Linked DNA regions of Homo sapiens: region 2 is linked to region 1. Evidence: chromatin loops called from intact Hi-C (ENCODE). Cell type or tissue: PC-3. All regions are shown on one strand. Each heading gives the region's core, and the rest is flanking DNA. Links, peaks and the distances in the headings are about the cores only.

Region 1 (8,349 bases), core at 267-8,266:
CTGCAGCAGGCCCCAAAGGAAAGCATAACCAAAGCTGCAGAAATGCTCACAGGGGAAAAGAAGATGTTCTTATCTGGGGTCTCCACAGTGAACCTCCGGTACAGATTGAATGCAAAGTCAGCATTAATGGATGACATCTTGTAGAGAGTGGCATTTGGTTGGGATGAATGGCAGGCTGTTACTTTGCCTTCAGGTGATGCACAGTGGATTGTAGCATGAAGCCCAAGTACCAAGAGAACCAGATACAGGAATGGTGACATTTTGGAAGGAAGTTAATCTATAAGAGATGAAGTGAGACAACCACTGAGGGAGCTTAGTTGGATGAAACACTCCCTGAGCCAGAGACACATAATAACCACCCACATTGATTAATAAAACAATAGTAAATATTTGATGATGTGCTCATCAGGGGCTGAGCAGGGGTTTCTCTCCCTTGAAAAACAGGAGATGCATCTAATATGGACAGGGAGTAGGAGAAGTGGCTTGCTGCAACCACGGAAATAATGCCATGGACTGTCATTCAGATGTTATAGCAACATTATGAAAACGCTGTGAGTAAATTAAATTTATGGAAATTGAATCACTTTTTTTCTGAACTAGAGGCAGCCTTTTGGAGAGAGGGGATATTCTTAGGTTAAACTAGTACTCCCTCTGTATACATTATTCATTGTAGATTAGAATTTTAGATTTTTTTTTTCATCTGGCATTTTCTTAAGATAAAATCTATGAGATGAGAGAACACTCGCATCTTATTTGGCTAAAAGACAAAATGAAAGTAATTTGTACAATATATGATTAGTTGGAATGGATGGGTGGTGGTTTATGGAGCCACGTACAAGGTCATGAGCTGAAATTCATGCATTTTGCAATGCATGGAAGCCATAGAGGTATTTTCGAACAACCAGAAAATGAAAGAATAATTTTCTAAATTTTACATTTCTTTCACCATTAATCTTAGTAACATCTAAACAGTCATTTCTAAGTTGTAAGACATCTTAACACTATTATTCTTACACCTATGCATGTTACTTTTAATTATTATAAAGAAAGCCAGAAAGATAAGGTGTAAGGTTCTCTGATCCTGAAAGAGTGCAAAGAAATGGAGTAAAGAAGTCAGGTGTGGAAATCCAATGAAAGTGGACATGTGTGCTTAGAAGGAAGAGGTCTATGAACTCAGAAAAAGGATCCTTCCTCCACCCTCCATCTTCTTCCTGAGTGATCTTACCCTCCGCACTCAATTGCTAGAAACTGTATCTCTCTCAGATTGCTCTCCTGAGCTCCTAGCCATTTATCCAGCTTTCTTTTGGATATAACCACCAGGATGGTCCACACAGACCTCAGTCTCAATAAGAAAATCTCAAAGTTGCCAGATGTAAACATATCATCTCCCTACACCTTAAGCTTGCTCCCTCATCTTCATTCCACATCTCAGTTTATCACATCACTGTCTATAGAGACACCTAAGCCAGATACCTGGGAATAATCATAGCCTCCTTTTATTCTCATTCCCCATATCTAATGAAGCATGATGTCTTATGAATACTAACTCTTAAATAACTCTCAAAACTTCTCCCTTCTCTTCATTCCTGCTGCCTCTGCCTCTCAGTTCATGGCCTGAGCTACTATATCAGCTCCTAACAGATCACACCATCTCCTATATCCTCCATACCAACCCCCTTTGTTCACCACTCTATCCAATCTCCATATCATCATCAGAGTCCTCTTTCTTTAAAAGTCACTGAGGCTGGTAGAAAGTCAATTATTAGATGACCACACTTAGACCTTCACCCCTAGAGCCAGGAATTTGGTTTGGGACTCTGACTTGCCAACTTGGTTATTTGGGACTCTGACTTGCTGATAGAGATGTTCAAAGTTTCCAAAGAGAAAAAAAGTACTTACAGCAAATGCCCAAGAATCCACCTGCATCTCTCAGAAAGCAACATCTTTCCATTTTTATAGCATGTCCTGTATTGCAAAACTAGAGCACTCTTAGTTATAAATTAACCCCAGCATTAACCCTGGGATGGTATTTTCAAAGCTGATGTACAAAACCAAGGCCAAGAGGAACAAAGCAAAAAATGATAAGGTTTGAACTTTGAGTGATTGCTTTGGCTGCCAGACCCTTCATGTAAAACAAAAGAGAAAGAGGATTGTCAGAGCTGGAGGGGTTTAAGTCCATGCTGGCAAGAGTGTCTTCAGCAGGCAGAATAGGGGCCATAGGCAAAAGCACCAAGAGGCAGCAGGAAAAAGTTCTCACTATTGGGCCAAACAGCAGTGGAATTGGCAGTTTTTTAAGGGAAAGTTGTACAAAAGCAGAGGCTGGGTGATCCTTTCTAATAGGTTCTGTAGAAATTATACATGCATTCGCAGAGGAAATGATGTCAAAGGTAGCTTCCAGCCCTAGACTTCTGATGCTGCAAACATATATGTCTGCTAAGGGGGAAACCAGCCCTGTCTTCTCGTCATTAAAATTCCCTGTACCGTCCCCTGGCCACAGGACTCCAAAAGAGGATGCAGAAGGAGTCAAGGAGACTGAAATTAAAGATTCCACTGTCCAGTATTAATTGTGTACTGATTATATGCAAAGAAGCAATGGGAACAAAAAGAACTGGACTCAGTCAGGAGACTTGAGTTCAACCTGCTTCTGAAAGTTTCCAGCTCTAGTAGTAGTAGTAGTAGCAGTAGTAGCAGTAGCAGTAGCAGCAACAGCAACTCCTGCTTCTGAGTATTTACTACAGGCATGTGAAGCATTTTACTACAGACATTTTGTGAAGCATCAGATTCCAGACCCTGCCAGCTTCAGTACTACATTAAGAATCTATGTGTTAATTTGTAGTGGGAGGGGAGGCAGGGAATGAGGAGCTAGTTCGAACTAAGCCTAGATGCAGTCTATGGTAGGACTTATAATCCAGGACAAATAGTACTGACTTTACCTTGAGGGCACTGGGAAGCCACTGGGGGATAGACAGAGGGTGACTCTGTGTACCATTATTTCTTCTTAACAAAACATAGACTAAGCTCCCACTGTGTGGAAAGAACCACAGTCAGCACTGAGGTTTCAGAGCTGGTTGGTAAATATCAGTCCTGAACCCAAGAGGTCTTTCTAACTACCTGACACCCGCTGCCCATATTGAAGAAGGCACACCTCACAAATGTGATGGTCACTAGTACATGTGTCCTAAAGAAAGGGAGTGACAAGCTCAAGTCTCTAGACTGCGAGGTTAGTCCATGTAATATAACACATTGCTCTCTCAGCTACAGCAAGTCCCTGCAGAGAAAACAGCAAAAGACTGTGTAAAAAGAAAACTTCCAAACCTGTGCCCTCTGGTGGCATAGTCAGACAATGGCACAGGTTGTTTTCTGCTGCTTCTGATTCAGCTGAGCTTTGCTAGCAGGGCTTATCTCCGACATAAGAGAAAGGTACCCTTCCCTCTGCAGACTCCCTTGCCCTGTGCTCTGGCATCACAGGCATTAGACCTGTGCCCCTGCCATGTCTCTATGTTGTAACTGTGTAATTTGGGACAAGTTACCTAGTATCCTTGAACCTCAGTTTTCTCACCTCTAAAGTGGAAATAATAATGATTCCCATGTCATGTGGTTATTGAGAGTATAAAATGAAATTTAGAGGTGGTGTCCAGAAGCTCCTATAATAGTGCCCCGTACAAAGTGGGGATCCAGAAACAGATAATTCTCTTCCCTTTCTTCTGTTATCATATATTCCCTCACCTCAAGTCTCCATATTCCCTGGGCTTTATCTCTACCCCCTACTGCTGTTCATTTCTGCTTTCTGCTAATACATTCTCCTTCAGATGCAATTGATTGAGAAGGTGTAAGATCTTGCAAACTTATATTTATCACAATAATTTCAGTCTTGTGTAAAGCTGCTAGAGTAGCACATTGAATAAAGACTCTCTAGGAAGTTTTACCATATCAATAAATTCAATCAGATCTAAAATTATATATCTCCTTTTTTGAATGAACACCCTCATAATTATTCCCACACAAATTTTATTTTAGAAATGTTCAACGTTCCACAGTTCTTTCAGTTTGTAAACACTTTTCTCATTGTTTTGATATTTGATCCTCCACCCTAGTCTGGAGAGAAATGATGGGATCTTACTCTGCTTACAGGTCTGGAGACAACAATAGTTGTGAGATGGTGGCATTAGGAAAATTGGCTTCTTTTTGCAATTTAAGTCTCACGGGCAAGGAAATTACCGGGTGTGTAAGCAAAGGAGAAACAGCTGCATTGGACAAAGAGAAAGACTGCTTTTGCTGGCAAGAGAGGCTCAGTGGGGATTTGGAGTTGAGGTTCTTTTAACTCTCTCAACTGTCCTATTCTTGAATTTTTACTCTTTGCATTTCAGTGACTAATTTCGACAAAACCGACATCAATGTTGAGAAATCAACAAATTCTGTAATTTGGTAATACACAGGATCAAATGGCAAGCATAGGATTTGGCTAACTTAGCTCTCCAGAAATTATATTTACATGTTCCCTGTCTTCCATATATTCCTGGAGCACTTGAGCCAAGAAATTAGGCTTCTGAGCAAGAATTTAGGCTTCTTTTTTAAAGCTTTCTAGTGCCATCATAAGCATCCACTTCACCTCACAATCTATTAACTACTTACATTTTTCAGACTTCTCTATGGCAGCAATGAGGTCTTCTAAAGCCAGGCCTTCCAAAGGCTTTACATTTTAGAGAACCACTTAATTAAATGATATGCTCTTTCATTTCATGGGCTGCCATATTCCCCTTATAGAACACAAATGGAGTTTTCAACTACCTTTAGCCCTAATGGGGCAGAAAATCAACTTCAAAATTCCCCAATTTCCTTAAATTTTGTTGCATGAAACCTAATTTCTGTTATCAATGTCTGTATTAGTTATAGTACTTGGATCTAAATAACAGTAACTGCTGTTGCTAACCTTAAAATAAAAGACACTTATTGAAGGATATACATTTACCCAAAATGAAAAGGAATGCCAAAGAAACTTGCTCATTTTGTATGGAGAAAAACATGGGGACAGAGGTATGAATTTATCCCACTTCATAGACAATGGTTAATAGTTTGGCTGGAAGTCCTTTGGAAAGGACATGATTATAAAATAAGTGATAAACAAGTGTAGGGAAGAGGTATATGTGGCTATCTCTGCAAATGGGCATATGATATAAAGATATTCAGGTTTCATGTGAATACTCACCAAAGAACAACCTCAGCAGAGAAGTTTAATAATCAGGGGGATAAGATGATGCATTCTGTGGATTTCAGGCAGCCTCTTTCCCAGACACTCTTGTCTTTGTTTGATGTGTTCATGAAGAAAGTGGTCATACCAGCCAGGATGAAGCTTGTGAGTGGGCTCAGAATCATGGACCTCCATGCACCAAAGTCAATTTGGCTACAACTTCAGCGGATACCAAAACTAAGATTCCAATATGGCATTATTCCTCAGAAGGACTTGCAAGCTACATGTTTTGAACTTGATTACATTGGACCACTTCCATCTTGGAAGGGGTATTGTTTTGTTCTCACAAGAATACACAATGACTCTAAATGTGACATTACCACTTCGCCTGCAAAGCTTGTGCCAAAACTACCATCTGAGGATTTACTGGCTGCCTTATCTACCATCATGGTATTTTATACAGAGTCCCTTCTGGTCCAACAACTGATCTCATACCAGAGTGTGGCAATGTGCCAACTCATAAAATTCACTGACCTTACCATGTTACCTATCACCCTGAAGCAGCTGGCCAATCGAGAGTGGAATGCCTTTGATGACTCAGTTACAGAGCCAGCTAGATGATATTTTGCAGGGTTGGCCCATGTCCTCTGTAATGTGGTATATGTTTTAAGTTAGTGTCCAAAATGTGGTGCTGATTCTCCCATAGCCAGGAATCCTAGGTTAGGGAATCAAGGAATGACATTAATTTTAGATCTACTCATTATTTCCCTACTGATCCACTAGTAAAATTACTTTTCTCATCCCTGTAACTTAGGTCGTCCTGATTTAGAGGCCTTAATTCGAATGGTTGAATGATTCCACCACAGGTTGCAGCAATGCTTCTAATGAATTTATAGCTGAGATTGACATCTGGTGACTTTGAGTACTTGTGCCACTGAATAAATAGCAAAATAAGGGGGCTACAGTACTTACTGTTATGGTAGATCTTGAATATCAAGAAGAAATTGCATTGCTACACATAATGAGGATCTGTAATGCAGGTGTTCCCCATGGATGTCTCTTAGTACTTCCATATTCTGTGACTAAAGTCAATGGAAAATTATAGCAACCCATACAAACAGGACTTTTAATGGCTCAGACACTCGAGAAATGAAGATTGGGTCACATCTCCAGTCGAGGAAGCTCAACCAGGTAAGGTGCTTGTTGAGGGCAAAGGCAATATGGAATGGGTTAATGGAAGAAGGTAGTTAAGGAAGAAAGTTGTTAAAAACATCAATTTTGATCTTCTGGCTAGTTGCAAAACCCAATACTACAATAGTTAGGAGTACTTCCTTATGTTGATATCAAGATATCTGTGTTTATATTAATCATTTTGCTTCCACCTTCCTATTCCTCTATTCCTTCCTATTTACATAAGATGTGTTAATTGTAATTAATTTTATATGACAGTATCCAAGTTACTGGATGTCAAAGAGGACTCAAAGGAATAAGGAATGTCAGCCAAAGATGGATAAAGGGACTGTATTAGACCATTCAGGCTGCCACAACAAAATACCATAACCTGGTGGCTTAATAAACAACAGGAATTTATTTCTTACAGTTCTAAAGGCTGAAGAGGCCAAGGTCAAGGTGCCAACAAATTCAGTGTTTGGTAAGAAAATGCTTTCTGGTGCATAGAGGGTGCTCATTTTGCTGTGTCCTCACATGGTAGAAAGGATGAAAGCTCACTCTTGGACTTCTTTTATAAGAGCACTAATACCATTTTTGAAGGCTATGTCCCTGACCTAATAACCTTTCGAAGGCCCCACCTCCTAATATCTTGCATTTTCTTTATTATAAATCCCTTATTTCAGACAGAGGGAGAGAGAGAGAGAGAGAGAGAGAGAGTAAAGGAAGCTCTCAGACAACAAGTGCATTTTGAGGAGAGTAAAGTGAAAACTGTGCTCCCAATTCAGAGGTCTTTAGCCTATCTTTTGAAATCCACCTTAAGTTCTCCTTCTCTCTTTCCTGAGAAAAGCTCACCCACTGAGATCCTTCCTGATTCTTTCAGCTACACAATTTTTTTTAGTCAATGTATTACATGTAAAGATGCTTAAATCATGGATCCATTTCATATTCAGCATTTCCCCCCAGCTTTGATCCCCTTATTTCTAGAGACTGTGGCACCCACTTCTCAGTCTGACCATGTTTGTGATCAAGAGCTGGGTAGGGGGATAGAGACAAGCTGAAATGATCCTTTCAGTATCCCTCTACTTGGGGGTATTGAGTTCCTCTGTGGCTGGTTAATTAACCTTAAGTTGTTAAGCTGCCCCAGAAGCTGGATAAGAAAAAAGGAATACAGCCTCAAATGCAAATTGAACGTCATAAAATCTTAGTTTGAGGCTTGACTCCACCACTAACTAGCATGACATTTGGCAAGCCAGTTATCTGCTCTGGTCCTCGGTTTCTCCATTTGAAAAAGCATGGGCTTAGATGACATCTCTAAGGCACATTCCTGCTCTGGCATTCTGAGAGAATCTAAAATTTTTCTCTCGTGTGCCCTCCCATTATAGAAAATGCAAAGGAGTGCATAGCCACAAACCAGGGATGAGGAGAAGAATTATTCAACAAATAGTGTTGTGTGTTAATTATTTTTTTTAAATCATCTGAGATTTCAATCTTATACCAAGTGCCAATGTTAATTCCAGATGCATAAAGGAGTTGAATGGAAAAGTTCAGAAAACTTCCAAATAAGAAGAAAATATAAAATAAGATATATTTTACCTTTTGATAATTTGGAAGTTTATAAATAAAGGAAATGAACACATTAAAAAAACTGTTTATAGATTTTGAAACATAAAATTGAAAAACTGTGTACTTAGATATATTAATATTTTTAGCATGTAAAAAACAAACCAGGAGAAATATTTGTTAGGCAAGTGGTGAATAGCCTAAATACAATCCTATGTCATCCTATTTCAAACCTTGACTAAAGAGAAGGCATGAATTCTTAACACAGTTATCCAGGGAATAATTGCTTAAACCCCATGTACATGGGAAAAATTGATTGCTCCAAAGTCAAATTAGAAGATTCATTCTGAAGGCCTGAGAGACTAATCAGTAACTTCTCTCCAATAAATAAACAATGAGATTGTGAAAGAAAATGAAGTAAGTAAGGCTAA
Region 2 (8,349 bases), core at 240-8,239, 160 kb before region 1:
CTGAAATTTCTGGCATGACAAAAACAGGTGCACTCTTGCATTCTCTCCTTTTCATCTGTCTTCTCTCTATGACATTTCCCCCTTTTTCCTTTCTTCCCTTCTTTAGTGTCTGTGCCTTCCTGCTCAGCATTACCTCATAGCCTTTGCTCATAATGTCCCATCCACTGGGCCCAACCTCTGCTTCTGAATCTGTTCAAATGCTATGCCATCTTCAGGGTCCATTTGACATTTTACCTCTTCTGTGAAGTCTTCCCAGTTACTCTATTCATCATTCACTAAACTAGTACTCATTAAAAGGGCCTTATGTACCAGCTATGATGCTAGGCACTAGAGATACCAAGGTAAAATAAATATATTACTAGACTTTAAGGACTTTTATGTTTCACCTGATTTTATTGATAGAGTGACTAAATCCTTGATACAGTGATGTGCTTGATAACTACGCTTTAATGCCCTATTGTTTTTTTTCTGACATTTTCTGTATTTAATAAATTTGTCCACATACCTTACTCAATACTGTCAGTGTGGTCCAGATTTGAGAAGACTAAGCTCCACCTAGGGCCATCACCTGGTCTCTGCTCTACTCCTACCCTTCTCTCTCATCTCTCCCCACACTCCTACATCTATCTCGTAGATCTGCTTACAGAAATCATAGTGAGTAACTGGAAGAACCACTTACCTCTATCTGAGCATGCCCAAAGGCAGAGGACAGACTTATAAAACAAAAGTGGAAATCTTCAAATGCTGTGTGCCCAAAGGAAGTAGGGGCTAAAGACTATGGTAGACTTGTTGATCAGTTAGAAGTCAGCAAATTTAAGTCTCAGGTGACCAAGACACTGACAATTCATAACTCTTCTTTACAATTATTGGGTAACCTGTATTTGATTCTGGGTCCCCAGTGTAAAAATTGACCTTGCTTCATTACTTTTGAGATACAACTAAATTTGGGGAATTTGGTGTCGCATGAATGCAAGTCCTTTTGTAAAGTAGAAATGTTTTATGACTGTTCCTTTATTTGCTTTGTTATGTTTAACAAGATTTTCCTGCATTGGTTTTTGTTAAAAGCAGGCACATATACCTCTTAACAATGCCCTGTATGTGAGCAGTATCTTAAATTCAGGGACATGCAACATATTCTTTTCGTAGGACAGATTTGAAATGCTAATATTAATTTTAGAGTCATGAAGAACAACAGCACCGTAATAAACTAGGTTTTTCCCAGGGGAAGTGGACTAAATGATGCTGCTTATTTGATTATCTAAGTTAATTAATTAAGAACACAAATCCTTGCCAAACTGAAATCAACACATTAAGGGATATGTATTCTCCCTGGATAGTTTGAAATGATACTGCAAAAAGAATATACGTTCATCTTAATTACTATATTTTGGAATGCAACCCCAGAAAACAGATTTAGTTGTGTCAGCATAAATTAATCAGGGAAGTTTTTTAGGACTTTATTTAAGTCCTTCACATGGTAGCATATATTTTTTCTCTAGAACTGTTTAAACATACTGTATTTGAGATCCAATAATTTATGTTAATAACTAGCCTTTGCATTTGGTTCTATTCTCTAATTGTTTCTGGTGTATACATCTTACAAACTATAAATTTCTCCAATAAACTGTGAATAGAACAGTTTATCTTTCCAACTCTCCATCCTCTTCCCCTTTTTAAAACTTCATTCACTTTTTGAAATTCCCTGCTCACTCATGGTCTCATGGTTTCCCTGCTCTCCATTCCAGAAACCTGCTTCTTTCAATATGGCTGAAGAACAACCCCTTCTGGAACTCCTCAGGCTCCAGCCTTTTCTTTACTCCACCTTCTCATTCCATCAGTACTTAACTGTTCATTGCCACTGTTTTAGTTACCTCATCTGATAGTCTAACTCATGCTTAAATGTTAGTGACAAATTAATGTGTCCTTCTCTTAGCTAATATTGAGTTTCATTATCTTAATAACATGGAGGACAGGACTTAATAAATAATTTTTATACCTTGTTGTAGGTTGTGGAGTACCCGGAAGTATTTTGAATAGTTGACCTATTGCCCCCCAAATCAATAACTGAATTATTATTTATTATTATTATTATTATTAACTAAACTTGAATGCGTGGAATGAGTTTGACAACAAGACAAAGAGTTTTCTTAAGTGAAGATGATAGACTTCTTGATTCTAAATGCCAATAGACTTGAATCTAGAGTCAAGAATGACTACAAAGCATTGTTACTACCTATTGTCTTCTGTTCCTCAAATACGAAAGAGCCTATGAACTTATACAAAGTATTTAAGCAGCAGTTGCTTTTACGATAAGAATGAGAGCTAAGAGAATTTTTTTCTCCTAGCTCTGTGATGCTTGAAAATTATTTAAAAAGAAAGAAATGCTGTCATTTGTGACAACATGGAAGAACCTGGAAGACATTATGTTAAGTAAGATAAGACAGACATAGAAAGACAAATAATGGATGATCTCACATATCTGGATTCTAAAAAGTTGAACTCATAGAAGCAGAGAGTATAATAGTGGTTACCAGAGGTTGGTGGCAGTGGGGGACAGGGGATTGGGGAGATATTGGTCAAAAGACACAAAATTTCAGTTAGACAGAAGAATAAGTTCAAGAGATCTGTTGCACATCATGGTGATTATAGTTAATAACAATATATTGTTATAAATATATTTACTAAAAGAGTAAATTTTAAGTGTTTTCACCACAGAAAAATAATAAGCATGCAGTGTAATGCATATGTTAATTAGCTCAATTTAGCCATTCCACAATGTATTCATATATCAAACCACCTTGTTATAAACCATAAATATATACAATTTTTATTTATCAATTAAAAATGTAAAGGTCATTCTTTGTACTCAAACTCTAGTTAATGAAGCATTATTAATCTTGTGGAGCTAGTGGCTCCTGTATGATACTCCAGATATTACTGATAGGAAAAACAGCCCAAAAAATCCACATTTATAATTTACTACTGTTCTTGTGATTTTCCTGAATAATATTCACTGAGGTTAAAGGCAATTGTGAGATTATTTAACACTCAATGTAGAATCTAAAACTAAATTTCTTTCTTAACGTTCTAAAACTAAATTCCTTTCTTAGTGTTCTTTTGTGTGTTTAACACAAATGTTGTTAACGTAATTTGCCATAAAACTCACATTCTAACTGAAAAAGGGCACATCCTAAAAACTGGATTCATAGGTTCTAGTTCAGCATCTCATTTATGACAAGTCCTTCAGCTAAGATCGCAAAACAGCTTCTGTATAATCAATGAACCACAAGATGGCACCACTGAACAATTAGCTTATCTCAAGGTGGCTTCTAGGTTCTCTAGATAGGTGCCCAAGAATAGTGTTATACTTCTTCAAAACGAACATCAGTCACTTAATCAGTCACTTCTGGTGAATAGAGTATGAAAGGGAAAAATAACAACTTTATAGTGGAGAAACCTGGCAGGTTGTTACCTTAACCAAGTGCTCAAGGTTAATATCACCATTGATCAACATGGAGATATCATGTACCCCTGATATGATGTGATGAAAAGGGCATTTCACTTCTGTGATATCCTTCCCAAAAATTCACATAACCTCAATCTAATCATAAGAAAACATCAGCCAAACCCAAGTTGAGGGATATTCTACAAAATACTTGACCAGTACTCTTTAAAAGTGTCACAGTTATGAAAAACAGGAAAGACTGAGGACTTGTCACACACTGGAGAAGTTTAAGAAGACATGATAGCTAAATAGAATGTAGGATCCAGGTTTGGTTCTAGAAAAAGGACATTAGTGAGAAAACTGGGAAGTCAGAATAAGTTTTAAAATTTAGTTAAGAGTATTATACCAATATTAATTTCTTCATTTTGACAATTGTAGCATGGCCATCTAAGATGTTAACATTGGAAGAAACTGGGGAAAGGATATACAGGAACCCCCTGTGCTATCTTTGAAACTGCTCTATAAGTCTAAAATTATTTCAAAATAAAATTTTTGAGGAGTCAAGGTACAGGGGGAACTCTTCTGAAATGCTCTCTTAACAGTAGCACATTTCTATGATCTATTGTCTGTATATGCCAGACTTCTATGGAGTCTTGTAGAATGATTTGGCATATTAACTCAGTACATGGTTCCGAGACCTGGAGTTTTATTCCTCTGTAGGTTCAGTGAGCATATTTTTCAAACCCAATATTAGGACACATTTTCTGACGAAATAACTTCATTCAATTTTCAAGTGTGAATAAATCACAGATAATGAGGGTAGAACCAAGCTGATTTTTTTTCTGTTTTATGGCCATGGTTGGAATCTTTTAATGACATTCAGTTGTCTCACTAATATGTCATAATCTATTGATTTTAGACTTCAAAAATTTTGTATTTTACTTATCATCAGTTAAATAATGTATGGCTAATATTTTTGATAACCTGATAAATATTTTGTATTGCCCAAAATAATAGTGGCTCATAAATAATCTCTTAGAATCAAGGAAGGAAGCATTGTAACTTTTTAAAGGGATGCATGCAAATCAGTTTCCAACATGTTGTATTTGTGCATACAGATGTGGAAAAAATTTTACTAGCAAGTGTTCGTGTGAATAATTATGAAAACAATGCTTCCTAAGTTATAAGGACTGAATAAATAAAAATATTAATATATAATTCCTCCCAGAGATGTAAATAAATTTGAAGGGTATCCAACATACTCAATAATTTTTATAAACTCGGTTAAGTTCAGGTGTCATTACAATCCTACGAAAAAGAACAGTTTAAAACTGTTTTATTATAACTGTCCAGCAAAAGTAATCTGACTCCATCCAAACAGGCTGCCCCAATTAAGACAAGTGACAGAAGATAACACAAGCTCATGTTCTTTTGAAAAATTTAAAAGAAGCTAAGGAGGTTGCAAAAATAGTGCTTTTTGTCTGATAAAAGAGAAAATTGTTTCTAGAACTTGATAGTATTACTTCATGGATTGATCCTTACAAACTCTGCCTCATTTCCACTTCTCATGTAAATCTGATTTTGCCTTTGCATTTGTTTCCCAAGACTTTAGGTTAAACAGACAGGTCTTGATCTTGGGTTCCTACTTTTCTCTGGATCAATCAATAACCTGTAACTTTTTCCTTTCCTTTAAAAATTCTAGTCTTCTGTGGCTGGCATGCTCCGCCCTAAACTGCTCACCCAATTCTGGACATTTCCTTGTGCCTTGATTACTAGTCTCTGAACCCTATCCCAAGTCAAGCACATTACCTTGCTCAGTTTCCGTCTTTCCTGCCTTGTGTACTAGTTTCTTAGGTCAGCTGTAAAAAATTGCTACAAACTGGATGGCTTAAAACAAACAAAATGTATTCCCTCACAATTTTGGACATAAGAATTCTGAGTTGAGGTGTCTGTTGGGCCATTCTCTCTCTGAAGTCTCTAGGGAGGAAACTGTTCCTTGTCTCTTCCTGGCTTCTGGTGTTATCAACAATCCTTGACATTTCTTGGCTTGTAGTTGTATCACTGCAATTTCTTCTTGTCTTTTACATGACTGTCACCCCTTTCTGTATCCCTGTGTCTCTGCGTTCAAATCTCCCTTCCTTTCGTCTTATAAAGAAACCGGACATTGACCAAACAAATCCATATGACCTCATCATAGTTTGATTACATCTGCAAAGACCCTGTTTCCAAATAAGGTCACATTTTGAGGTTCCAGGTGAACCTCAATTTTCGAGGGGACACTGTTCAACCAAGTACAGCCCCCAGATCAAACCTTCTGCTGAGAAATATCAGATAAGGCATTCTATTTATTACTCATAGTAATGTTATACTGATTTTTTCTATGACTACAGTTTGGAATATGTCTAGAAGGTACCAGCCACAAAATAGGAGATCTGATTCCAAACCTATGTGTTCACCTTTAAAAATTACAAATCTGTAGCTTATACTTGCATTTAGGGTAAGATCTAAGCTCTTATAACTCATCATATTTTCAATAAGAGAGAATTTTCTAGAACTTATTCCTTTTATAAATATTTTTGGTTCATATGATTCAGGACATATTAAACAGTTTAGAGGCTGTTGAATTAATTATGAATCACTCACACTAAGTGATCATTATGGAGATAATGCATGGCTAATATTTTTGCTAACATGATAAATATTTTGTGTTTGAAGAAGAGTCCAGTGGAAAGATGTCTGCATAGTATCACATAATCAATTGAAAAAATGTTTAGTACAACAACTCGTTTTCTGCCATCTTCAATAGAAAATTTTCACTTAGATTAAATGAAAATTTTCATTTAGATTAAATGCTTTGGTGCCATGCAAACCTAGATTAAAGACACTAAGTAAGCAATAACTTTAAATAGGCAATTATGTCCACTAGTTACTACAGATGTAAACAGCCAAACTGTTCCATAACCTTCGTCGAGTGTTTTGAGTGGGATGGTGATTTCTTTAAAATGTTGATAATTTAATATTTCTGTTTTCTATATAATACTATATATTTCATTTGTATATATTTTATATTTTATAACATACAATGTATTCGACACTAATTTTAATATTTTCTACTTTAATTGCTTCTTGATAGCTGGATTACCTAGCCAGCATTTGATATTTATCACTATCCTGTATTTCAGGGACTTCATGAGAAGACTGGTGCATTTACAGCTGTTAAAGTGATGAACGCTCGTAAGGTAATATTATAAATTGCCTGTATTCTCTTCCCTTAGTGGACTGTGTTCCTGGGATACACAACTCAGAAAATATTGTATTTGTTTTTAAATCATTATTTTATATAATAATTATTACATCAATCTGGATTTATTATAGTTATCATTTAATATTACTTTTATTCATTAGTGTATTATATCTATTACTTTATTATATATCCACATAAAACAATGCTTCTTTCACAGCAGAAGTTCCACATATTTTGGTATTCTATAACACTGAGGAATATATCTGTACTCCTCTCTGTTTCTAGTTGACTATTTGTTTCCAGGGATAGCAAAGAAGAGATTGCTTCTAATATTGGGTTAATCCTGCTGTGTTCCATCATATTATTTTCCCTCTCCAATGATTTCCTCTGATAATTGAGGCCATTAGATTCTCAATGACAGGTAGAAGGAAGAGACTTATCAGAAATGCACATTTTTCATGTATTTTCTGACAGATGAGCAAAAGAGACAGTTTAATTGGCACCGTTCCTGGTAACATTCATAAAGTTGTGTCACGGTTCATAACATATTGGCATAGAATTTGCTAGCACTGATTTCTGTTCTTTTTCTTTAACGTGAGTGCCACACTTTCTCAAGATAATATTATCATAAACATAGAAAAGGTCAAAAAAATTTTACTTCACTATACCCTAAAGGGAAATTTGTGTTTGAAAAGCTATACACATTGACTGAACTGTTGTCAAGGCCATAAACTGTGCTTTTTCCAATTTGTGCAGGAAGTGAATTGCTGAAACTGTTTAAAGAGTTGTGTGCTTCCATAGCACATGTGTACCTATGTAACAAATCTGCACATTCTGCACATGTATCCCAGAACTTAAAGTATAATAATAAAAAAAGAAATGATAGCTGAATTAAAAAAAAAAGTTGTGTGCTTTTAGTTTTGCCAGTAAATGTCAAAAGTTGCAAACCAATGTGAGTTTCGAGGGATTTTGATGTTTTGTAGATTTATTTTGCCCTACAATCCATGGCTTCCAAATAATCAAACTTCTACTTTTTGAGTGATACTCTCTAAAATACTTATTTTCTTGTTTTAACTTAAGAGACCTTGACATACTTTTAACCTACATTTCAGATACTCTGACTTTTAAAATATTTAAAAATCATGTTCAACCCATGGAAGTTTAGTGTCAATTAACTGGTTTTGTAAGGAGGATAAAGCACTTTACTAATAACAAATTGTAATTTTCCCATTATTACAGCAGTTAAATCTACTACCATGAATTTGTTGCCAAATTTCTGTATGTCATAAGAATTTGGTTTTTTAAATTAAAACTATTGGAGAAAATTGAGAGAGGAATAATGTTATCTTACTTTTCCATTGAGTGCTAACGTAGCTTAAAGTACTTAAGCATAAATCATTTTTAGAGTGTACCAGTACATCTAATAACATTTTATTCTTGGTTACAGACCCCTTTACCTGAAATAGGAAGGCGAGTGAGAGTGAATAAATATCAAAAATCTGTTGGGTGGAGATACAGTGTGAGTACTAAAAGTTCTCATTAATACCCAAGTAGTCTTTCCTTTCATTTTCAGCTTTTAACTTATCCCTTTGCATTGTGTCATTATCTCTAGAAGACTGCTACTAAAAGTGTTCTTGCCTGAAAGTGATAACATATTTAT

The links. Hi-C counts contacts between places; a loop is a spot of excess contacts. Peaks named below come from ENCODE experiments on the same cell type or tissue, not always from the same donor. Only the 100,000 strongest peaks of a DNase experiment are listed, where the experiment ranks them.
Region 2: a loop joins it to region 1, with 14 times the contacts of the local background. A loop is called at or near these places in 2 of 110 quality-filtered maps.

Annotation. Positions count from the first base shown.
Region 1 is chrX:106,036,799-106,045,147 of GRCh38, forward strand. SERPINA7 (serpin family A member 7) reads right to left here and starts at 1,929. Exons shown (of 5, transcript NM_000354.6): 1 at 1,900-1,929; 2 at 1-277. The coding sequence starts at 260. In PC-3, for the core only: a CTCF peak has its summit at 3,310 (motif pointing left); a DNase peak (open chromatin) is centred at 5,693.
Region 2 is chrX:105,873,572-105,881,920 of GRCh38, forward strand. It overlaps NRK (Nik related kinase), which reads left to right. Exons shown (of 29, transcript NM_198465.4): 3 at 6,628-6,684; 4 at 8,137-8,208. Among named protein-coding and RNA genes, the nearest start is that of NRK, 55 kb to the left of the region's middle. In PC-3, for the core only: a CTCF peak has its summit at 3,305 (motif pointing right); no DNase peak of the experiment used is centred there.